Linked DNA regions of Homo sapiens: region 1 is linked to region 2. A link is an interaction called in ENCODE POLR2A ChIA-PET data of the cell type or tissue named here. Cell type or tissue: MCF 10A. All regions are shown on one strand. Links, peaks and the distances in the headings refer to the core of each region. The heading gives the core; the rest is flanking DNA.

The links. ChIA-PET counts read pairs that join two places held together with the same protein. Peaks named below come from ENCODE experiments on the same cell type or tissue, not always from the same donor. Only the 100,000 strongest peaks of a DNase experiment are listed, where the experiment ranks them.
Region 1: POLR2A ChIA-PET joins it to region 2 with 5 read pairs; 8 of 35 experiments call an interaction of 5 or more read pairs at or near these places.

Annotation. Positions count from the first base shown.
Region 1 is chr7:55,107,267-55,112,643 of GRCh38, reverse strand. All of the region lies in intron 1 of EGFR (epidermal growth factor receptor), which reads right to left. Among named protein-coding and RNA genes, the nearest start is that of EGFR-AS1, 79 kb to the left of the region's middle. In MCF 10A, for the core only: no CTCF peak of the experiment used is centred there; DNase peaks (open chromatin) are centred at 3,093 and 4,493.
Region 2 is chr7:55,052,596-55,057,972 of GRCh38, reverse strand. The region is part of intron 1 of EGFR (epidermal growth factor receptor); the gene reads right to left. Among named protein-coding and RNA genes, the nearest start is that of EGFR, 36 kb to the right of the region's middle. In MCF 10A, for the core only: no CTCF peak of the experiment used is centred there; DNase peaks (open chromatin) are centred at 692, 982, 1,212, 2,312 and 1 weaker place.

The sequences.
Region 1 (5,377 bases), core at 85-5,084, 55 kb before region 2:
CAGGAAGACCCTTCCTCGCTTCACAGGAGGCTGCTGAGGCTCGGCCAGCCACTCCACAGGGCCTTCTGAGGGGGCAGCCATGGCCCTCGGGCCACACTTCCTGTCTACTGTGAGATCAGCCCCTGGCCACACCAGGCCTGATTCTGAGGCCATGTCTAGGCGATGTGAAAACTCTTGATTGAAAGTGACCACCCCAGCTAATCATCTGTTTGTTTTGACTCCAAATGATGGGTTTGAGCAACGTGCCACCCCGGGCAGCTGCCTCAGTCGCCTGGCTGCTGTGTGCTCATGGTTGGCCTGAGACTTTTCACCCACCATGCAGGGCATGAACTTCTGGAATTTGAAATGCTTGGGCAGGGGAATGACCCTGAGCCACAGCACTCATCAAATCACTACTGAACCACCCTTAAATCGTGTGGCTATCAAAGTGAGTCACAATGAGACCCGAAGGGGTGAGACGCCGACTGCAGAACTGCTGTCTAAGCTGGGTATCGGTTTGCAGTGGGGACCTCTGTAGGGGGACCTTGCTGCCCTGCTTCCGGTGAGTCCTGTGGGTCACTTAGTGAGGGCGTCGTGGGTGAGGCTGGGTAGCCCAGGTGTCTGCCTCAGTCACGCCAGGAGTTCCAGTCCCAGCTCTGGCACCCATCAGCCAGAGACCCCAAGCCCATCACGCAATCCCACCCTGGGACCCCACCCCACATCAGCCATCCGTCAGGTGGTGACTGCTGGTTAAACGAGATGCTGTAAACAGTGCCTGGCACACAGTGATGTAGAAGCAAAGGAATATGTTTCACCTCCTTCCTGTTTCAAAAAGGTCTCCATTAATTGGCATCATCATAAGCCCTCCTAAATGTGGTATTTACACGTCATTTATCTGCTGGGCTGCTGACATAGAAGGACAGGTCTTTACAGAGGAGCTGGCTATCATAACATCCAAACACTCCTCAGGTGGGTGCTCGCCTGTGCACCATCTCATCTTAGCTCACTTAACTGAGCCCACTCACTCCCGAGCCAATGCCAGCTTGCTACATATCAAGTCCAGGAATTCATTTCTATAGGATTTTATTCAATCTAGAAAGTAACATGATTTTTAGTGTTTTTTAGACAGTATTTTGAGCAATTTAAAACCCCCTAATACAATCACTGCTGCATTTTATTCAGGAAGCCTGGTGGGTTCTGCTTCAAGCCTGTCTAATCAGTGGCACAAACAGGCTCAGGAAACTGGAATCCAAGTCTAATAAATAAAAGGTGTGAGGTTTAGAAAAAAAAAAAAACAAAACGTCTAGCAAGCGAGATGAAACCTGCCTCGCTGGGCAGCTGCTCTGAAACCGGTTACTGTGGATTGCAAATCATACCCTGGCTGATTGAGCCCTAAACCACAAAATGTCTAAAGAATGAAGCAAAACACTTTAGTTCTAGTGCACTTTGGTGTAAGAAGGAATCCATTAGAGTTAGAGGACTCAGCGGGCCAGGCAGAGAGAGCACACACCGCGCGATACCCGAACCCAGCTGGCAGGGTTTCTTGGGAAGAGTGCAGTCAGCTGTCTGCTAGCATTCAGCGATTCCAAATCCAATTTCTATGGTTTCTGAATCAGTTCCTGGGATATAAATGGAAGGGGGGAAAAAGCAACAATGATGCTTCCAAGAATAAAAGCAGTTGCAAGTCTGGAAAACCCCCAAAACTCCATTCGCTGGAAGGAAGCTTTTCTGAAGGCACTTGAATCCCCTTCATTTCTGCATAGTGTCAATGGAAAATGAAATCACTCCCATCTTGGCCCTGAAATGCTTCTCCAGCGACTTCACACCTGGGCCCAAGATCTGCCAGGGGCCAGCTGGTCATTGTGCAGAGGCTGGTGGCTAATGGCCAGCGAATGGCAAGAGAAAGGAGAGCGGGGCTAAAATCGGTCCCAAATAAAGCATGAAAAGCAATATTTGAAATTCTACTTCCGGATCCGAACAGGAAACAGAATGGAAACCCAGTAAATCACAGACTGGAAAGTTGCTTTGCTCCTTAATTCCCAGTCACACAGTCTCCTATGAACTTCCTGGTTTTGGACACATGCTAATTGAGCTATAAATAATTTAATGATCGTAAGACATTTAACATGGGAAACAAAGGCCTATAAATCATCGGGGTCAGTGCCAACGAAAATTGGGGGCTTTGCCCAGCCTCTGTCCGCCTTTCCCAGTGTGTGGGGTGGGAGAGCTGCCCCATGTGTGAGGACGCCCCGCAGACCGGGCAGGCTTGGCTGCAGCAACCTGGATACATGCTTCTGCTTTATTATCTTCTTGGGTTAGCAGTGATCAAGTCACAGAGACATCCATGTCTGCAGAGACCCCTTTTCTCTCTTTTTGGCTACATTCCTACTGGCACAGAATACATAAATAGGAAAAGAAAATAGATATTTATATTTTCCATTATGCTGTTTTAAATCTACTATGTCTAGAATTTTATAGCATGGGATATGTTACATATTCTTTTAAAAATAAGGTAAATTTTCTAAATTAAAAAAAAGCTCAAAACTTGTTGTCTCTGGAAATTCTCATAAGATTCCTAGGAATCTCCTCACTTCTTCCCTCCCCAGCAGTATCTCATCATGTGATGCCTCATAACAACATACACTGTGTGTTTATGCTGTTATCTCTCACATTTTTCTTTCTGTGCCTCCTCATGTACTTTCTTACTTGGTTATCCGGATAACCTTCTCAGCGCGGAGAGGTCGCCTGCCGGAGGGAACCCACAGCAAATGCACAACCAGCCAGCAGCCCAGAGCTCCCTCTTGTTCTGAAGTCCAGTGGAGAACTGTTTTAGAGCTCATTCAAAAGGAGATGGGCTTTATATTTTTGTTTTCATTTGCTGAAACACCAGACAGGCCCTTTTGTCATGGAAATAAATGCAATCCTAGGCCCAAAGGAATGATAGAATTTGTCCTGTGAGTCAAAAGTTTATACCTAAACCAGGAGAGGATATCCCTTTAAGAGCAAATTTGGAATTAAGCCTCTCTGCAAAGGTAATATTCTGACTAGCAATGACTCACATGGGAAAGCGAGGAAGGCTTTGAATTACTGCTTCAGAACCTGTCTTGTCTTGCTTTCTGCTTGGTCGCTGGCAAAGAGGAGCTGCCCTAACCAGTAAGCAGCAAGCATTGCAGTCGGCTTTGTGCTTTGTAGCAGGTCCTTGATTTTTTTTGGAGAGGGCCATGAGGCCACACCTCAAGGGCCAAATCAGCCTGCAGTCATTATTACCTGGGAACACATCCCAACACCCGATTCTTCCATTGCTGTAGATAGTCCTTAAAATTTTCCAAGAATAAAAGCATCTCAGTTTAACTATAGAAAGACTTGATGCTTGGGAAGAAGATGAGGGTATCCAGACCCCTTTTGTTTAGGTTGCATTAATATGTTTTATGTGGAAATAGATTTTAAATGACTTTGCAGATCACATAATTTAATCCTCTGTGCACATTAATCTATTTCCTTTCTGATGTTCAAGGTTTGGGAATTTATTTGCCTAAGGAGGCAATAAATTCTTCTTCCTATGGGACTGTGCTGCTCATTCTGCTAAATGCTGTCCCTCCCACCTTCTCCCTTGCAGCCCCCTCCAGCGTATCACTCTATTGCAGTCTCACTGAGCAATGACCGTCCTCACAATGTATCCTGCTGATTTATATGTTTACATAGGCATTTCTCTTTCCCCACTAAGATGTAAGCTCCAAAAGAACAGCAACTTGCCCAGCCTGTGTTGAGGTGCTTAGTTCATGTTTGTGGAGTTCAAATCACTCCTTAGGAAGTTGCACATGAAGTCAAACTTTGGCCCTGTTTCGCTTCCACCCATCCATTGCCTCTTATTCTGCCACCTGGAGTCCTACAGATTAAATCGAATTTCGGTTTGGAGTGACTGTGCTTTGAGAATGGAGTCCTACAGATTAAATCGAATTTTGGTTTGGAGTGACTATACTTTGAGAATTTGAAGATGGCCCTCCTACCTGCAACTCCCTTCCCCATCTCTCCTGTCATGACTAACTCACGCCAGTTCTTTCAACTAGTGTTCATGAATTCCAGGCATGGCGACTTGCCTTCAGCCTACTGCTATTTCTCAACTTCTGAAAATGTAGCATGTAAAACTCACAAACCTCTGACCACAGATTTCACTTCCCAAAATTATTCCACAGACACTCACTCAAGTACCTAAAAATGTGTGAACAAGGATGCTCATGGCAGCCATTTATGGAGATAACCCACACATTCGACAACAGAGGAAGAGACAGTCACTCTCGGACCCCTCTGCACACCGGCACCCAGGGCAGCTCTGGCGGAGTGATACGGCCCCTGTGCGTGAACATGGACAGTTCCGAACATGAGTTATAAGTTCTAAGTCATGACTAGAACATAAGCATGATTCTATTTTTGTTGAAAATTCTGTGGGAATGGCCTATGGCCATTTCTTATCACTCAGGGCTTTTCTAGGCTCTTGCATGACAAATAGACTAACTCAGGGTCAGAGATTTCTGCATTTGGAATGAGTCACACTGCAGCTAAAAATCACCTTTCAGAAGTTCTGCCAACTTAAAAAGAATAGAACTTTTGTCTCAACTTCATCTTTCAAACACAATAACTAAAGAGGAAATACAGATTTTTCTAAGGCATCCAATAGGAGCCAGAAAAAAGATGGTTCTTTTATACAGCAGTGGAGGTGTTCATGAGCTGTTCTGTGTTTCTTCACATTTTTATACATAGTATAGTACCATTTACATGAGATTTAAGTATTTTCCTTAGTTTGCAAACCATTTATTTTACAAGTAGGCGTGTCTTTTGAATAGCTTGTGCCAGATAACGGGGGAACAGGGGGAAGATAATGCAGAGTGGGCAAACTCTATATAGCATATAGGCACTTGTGCAAAAAATAATCTTCCAATTTCAAATGCAAATATTGTTCTGTCCTCAAATCTGTGGCCTTGAGAATTTGGAAGTCAAATGTGCTCTGAACAACTGGAATTCACTGCCGTGATCTGCAGCATTCTCTGCCTGGCAGGGCAGTGCTTGGGACATGCAAGATGCTGGAAGAGATGAACTCTGTGCAGATGTCTCATGCCCTGCAGCATCCACTCTTCACAAATTTCCTCTATTTGGGGTTATACTGCCAGTATTTCACATGAAATTCATTAGACGTGAACATCTGAAATAATAGATTTTTTATATTGCTTAATTCCATAGGTGCCACGGAAAACAAAAAAAGAAAAATGGAAAAACAATAGGTCTCTGTCATCAAATAACATCAAATAACAAAACCCAATGGGCATTTTTCTTGATTGAGGGAACAATATTCTTCGAGTGATCGTTTTGCTTGTCATGTGGCTTGCCAATGGAAATAGGAAAA
Region 2 (5,377 bases), core at 245-5,244:
TAATAACAAAAACTAACACTTCCTTTTGAAAGTAACTTTGATCAACCATTTAAAAAGAGCACGTTGCTTTTGTGAGATGAACTTAGTGCTTCAGTGTCACAGATCTCACAGTCTAGTATTTCCCTGAAAACAGAGGCTATCTTCAGGCCTGAGAGGCCTCTGCCTCCGCTAACCTCACTTAAATGTGAGAACAATACCGCAGAGATAATGAGCTGTCAGAATGTAGAGGACAGACCATGGGAACTTCAAAATTCCCCTCTCAATCCCATTTTATGTTAGAAAATCAAGTACCGAGAATGTTAAGTTAAATTATGTGACCAAAACAAGGAAAGAGGCTGGTAAAACTGCATTTTGCACAAAAGTGTTGATTCAACATGAAGTCAAATAATATGTTCTAATGAAACCACACCTCTCACACACATATCCTTTCTCTCAAACCTCGGTGTTACTCTGGCCAAAAGTCTTAGGTTTCTTGAAGTGTTTGTGGAAGAGTAGATGGAGTTTTATTTAACATTATCAAGAAATCCAAGCTGCAGACCCACACATAAATAAAGTGACTTCTTTGAAGGGCTGGGTTTTGTTCACTTATGAGATGCTTAATTAAGAGGTGCTCAGTGTCAGGGAAGTCCACGTTTCTGGTGATTGCGGGTATGGATTGGAAAGGAGATTACTCACAACTGCCCGTCCCAACTTTGCTTAAGCAATTCCAGGGTGAGGCATTCGCAACTTTATAAAGAGCAAATTCCATTTTAGGATTGCTCTAGCTTTTAAAAAATTCTTCTTAAAGTTGATCCAAAATTGGCCTCCCTGTAAGCTTCTGACCGTTTGTCTGAGTTCCGTACTCTGGAGCCAGGAGGGTCAATCTACTTCCCTCCCTCCATGATAGCACCTTCAGTACCAGAGGATGGCAGTCGCACCACCTATAAGTCTGTCTTCCTTGCTGCGCATCCTTGTGCCTTCAACCACTCTGCGGGGATTCTGACTCTCTGCTCTGTTGGCTGCACTCCACCTTACAAGCTGCAGCTCCCTGTGGGCCCCTGAAATGTGCCCTGGGTTACATACTGCACTGCACACACCGTCTGAGCTGCACAGGGCATGGGCAGAGCATTACCTCCTGAATTTAGGACACTGTTCTTATTAATGTGCTCCAGCCTCCACACCACGCTGTTGTTGGCTCATGTGGAATTTGGATCCAATGAAAACACCCAGATCTTTTTCACACTTACGCAACTGGCGTTTTTCATTCCGTCAGTCACTCAACAAATATTGCCTTCAAGAAAATTATTTCCATACCAAAAGCTGAGAATTTTCCATGAGATGACTGAGAGACAAATAGACTAACAAAACACGTGTACTTCTGACCTATGGTTGAACCTGAAATTATATTTTTCCACACATTTAAAAGCTAACTACATCATTTATCAGTTAGTGGTTAAAGGGCAAAGCCACCATGCAGAATTCTAACAATATGTGAAATGGGAACCGCAGTTGGCAAATGAGTAAAATTCTATCATGTTCTAATCATATTTTCAAATGAGTTTGTTGAGAAGAGCAGGAAGTATATTTCTGAGGAAAAAAATCAGACATAATACTATTTTGAAAATCAGTAGAAACAAAATCTTCAGTTTCTGTAAATTCTATAAATAGTATTGGCTACCTGCTTTCCTGACTAGAACACATCAGACAGGTTCTTTCATGTTCCAGATGCGGGCCTTCACATACACAGAGGCTCACTATCCATTTTACTTCAATTCCAGAAATACTGATGATTTTTCCATAGAGTTCTTAAACCACCAAAATTGCTGCAGAATCATAAGAGGCCTTTCATTCAATCTTCCCTCACCTATCTGATTTTTCAGGTTTTGAGGAGCATCTGCTGGGAGCCAAGGATGTTCACCTTTTGTACCCTCTCTTTAATTGGTGAAGTGTTGTGGAACGAATGAATCACAGAGCAAATGCACTCTCAGAGCTGGAAGAAACCAGATGGACCCGCCAACCCAATGCCTTATTACCCAGATGAGGAGACTGAGGATCTGAGAAGTCGCCATCCATGCATTCAGGCATGTTGAGCACTGTGGTGAACATGGCAAGTGGAAGACGCTCAAGGAACTGACCTCAAGCAGGTGAACATCTTGAGAAGAGAAAGCAGAGGTGCACAAAGGAGTAATGACTCACACTCGAAGGAGTTCAAGATGAAGTCCAGGGTAGATGGCATCGACCCTGGTGTGTGTGGTGTGTGTGTGTGTGTGGTGTGTGTGTGTGTGTGTGCGTGCAAGAGGGAGACGGCTGCAGGGAAAGAGGATGAGACCTCGAGAGAGGAAGTTGGGCAATCAGTGTGAGTCAGTTCGTAGAAGGACTCACATCTCATATATTTTGAAGAAAACAATAACCTATGCCATTATGCATATGATATGTTATATACAACAGCAGAAAATGGTTCATAAATCTTGCTGGTGGGCTGAATGTGTTAATGCACAGTTGAAAATGGGTGCACTGAATGCGCACATGTTCGGTTTTGAACTTTAGATAGAGAAAGCCAAAGAAGACCACCTAAAAGGCTGGTAACATGACCAGATCTGCACGTTAGAACAGCGATACTCAACTCTAGCTATGCATTACCAACTGGAGAGCTTTAAAAAAATACCTGTAGGGCCCCATCCCAGACCGATTGTAATAGAATTCTTGGACCAAGAGTTAAGATTTTTTTAAGGGTCCCAGGTGATTCTCAATGTGCGGCTGAGGTTGAGAACCACTGATTTAGAGATTCTTTCAGCAGCACTATAGAGAGACTCTAAGATGAGCAGGGGGTGGGAAGGCAGTTAAAGCCCTTCTCACAGGGGCTGGTACGGGCCGACCCATGTCAGTTATTATGGGGACCCAAAAGACAGGATGGATGAAGTCAGGGAAACCCCCCATCGGGGAAATGAGGCAGTCCAGGATGGCTCCAGATGTGTGACTCAGGTGCCGCTGTGAACAGGAGGGCAGCTCCCCAGTGAAGGGCAGGAGGGTGCATCTCGCCACACGGAGCTTGGAGTGGTTCTAGGGCCTGCAAATGCAAACATGGGTGCGCAACGAGGCTGGGCTGCTGGTGAGTGCTCTGCCTCTGCAGGTCACGGGGACCTGTAGCCACAAACATGGGAAAGAGCATCTGAGGGAGATGGTTGAGACCTGAGGAAGAAGCAGCCATGCCAGAAGGAAGCAGAGGCACAGCCATGTGAGTGGTGTGAACGGAGGCACGGTGCTGCCCACTGCCCCGCAAGGGGTCCAGACCTTCCCGGCAGGTTTCACACATTCTGCACTCTCTGTGGGGCCATGGTTCAGAGAGAGTGTCTTGCTTTTGAACACAAAAGACACAGCCAGTGTTTAATGAACATTCTGAATTCCATGTTTGCTGACCTGTCTGGAGCAACTGTTGAGAGACGAGGGAGCGTTCCCCTCTTTCTGAGCTCCAGGCCCCGCGGGCGCGCCAGGAAAAAGTGGCATTAAAGGAGCTGCTGCCACGGCATGGCCAAGTTAGAGCAGTGCTCTGCCCAGACCCACCCCACTCCTGTCTGAACAAATAGCTTTTCCCGCTGTGTTAAAAGTGGTTTTCCAGCTTCAAGTGATGTTTTCCAGGCAAGCTTAACTTAGTGCTGCATATCCCAAAGGGAGAGTGACTTGGAGGTGGAATCCTGAGAAACTTGCTCAAGGTCACTCAAGGTCGAGTTAGAGGTAGAATGATAGGCTGAGACACTGGGCATGACAGTCAGGAGATCAGAGGGAGCGAAGCGTGCAGTGCCAGGTATAAGCAGGAGCCTTTATACCTTCCAGAAAGAAGGCGGGTGGGGAGCCTGGGGCAGGGAGTGAACAAGAACGGGCAGACCATTAGGCAGGGCTTTCCTCTTTGAGGGTTGACAGAAATTCCTGGCATCTACCACGCTCAGCCATTGTTAACACACATGGAAAATATTCTACGGAGAGGGAGGGAGGGAGGGACCTGACTTTTTTTGCGAATTGGGGAAAATGAAAACTCTTCCTCAGAGACTGAAGAAATCATCACTGTCTCCTGACAATCGGGTTTGTCTGCTTCAAGCAAAACTGGTTCATCGCGAAGCAGATTGGCTAAGAGCTTCAAAAATAAAAGAAAAAAGAATGTGAGCTCAGGTGATTCACTGAAAGGAATGGCTGGGAATCGGATGTCCTCCTAGGAAACACCCTGCCCTGCTGAGGTTCCTGCGACAAAGCAGCGGCTGGGTTGGGGAGCGGAGTGCTGCGGGCCTGGCCCGGCAAGGGCTAGAAGCCTCGGATTCACCAGCCTTCACTTTGTGTGGTGATGGCCCTGGGAGCTGTGTGTCCTCCTGGTCCACAGTGTTGTTTCTAAGTGGAAGACACAGCAAACTCAGCTCTCATGAAACAGGCATTGCTCCGCAATTTCTTGGAGGAACTCTGGGAGTAGAACATGGGCAAAGGAGGGATGGCAGCTCCACTGACTAGCCAACTTAGAAAATCTAAGAGAAGGCCCAGAGACACCAAGGTCACAGAATGGTCTTCACAAGTTGCCACAGGAAAATGATTTCCCACGTCCCTGGCTTAGACCAGGCCCCATCCTTTGGACCTGAGATCACACACGTTTATGCAGACAGTGTCAGTGGCATACTTAGCCTTATTTCTAGAGATGCACCCTCCTTTCCAGAGGTCGAGGACATCTCCCCAGCCCCCTGAACTGAATCAGCTGTGAGTTAGAATACTGAAGCACGTCAAGAAACCACAGGGGTTTTCCTTAACTAAGCAAAACATACATTAAACTAGTAATAATTAAAAGAGTCTGTCCCGAAGAATGTGCAGCGGGCAGCATTTTCTTCCTGACCTGAGAAAGACAAATCTCTCCTAAGAATCTAAAAGCCAAAATAACATCTCTTCATCAAATCTGGATCCCTAAAACATTTGAAGGGTGCTATTTTCCGAGACTCAGGGGAGCAGGGAGTCTCCCAATGCTGGGAATCAAGGTCTTATTTTCTGTGCTCCCCTCCCACTCATGACTTCACTCTGTCTCTGAGATCACGAGAGAGTCGACCTGCTTGGATGAAGCAGGAAAAAGAAGTCAAGATGAGTCAAGAGCTGTGCGAGCTCCTGCCTTCTTCTTTTTCAGAACGGCTCCTTCACCTTTCTCAGTCACATTACAGTGCTCCAGAAGCCAGCATCAGCCCCCAGCTCCATTCCCACCCGGAGCCCTTGACTCCCCTCTCCTACGGGGCCCTTGCTCCTTGACTGTGTCAACCACTGTGAGCAAAAGCCTGGCCAGCTCTTCACAGATGCTGATGCAAGTGATGGCAGGGCATTTCTCTACCTGGCTGCATCCCTTCCTCATTCCACCAGGCATCCATGCACCTGAGCTTCG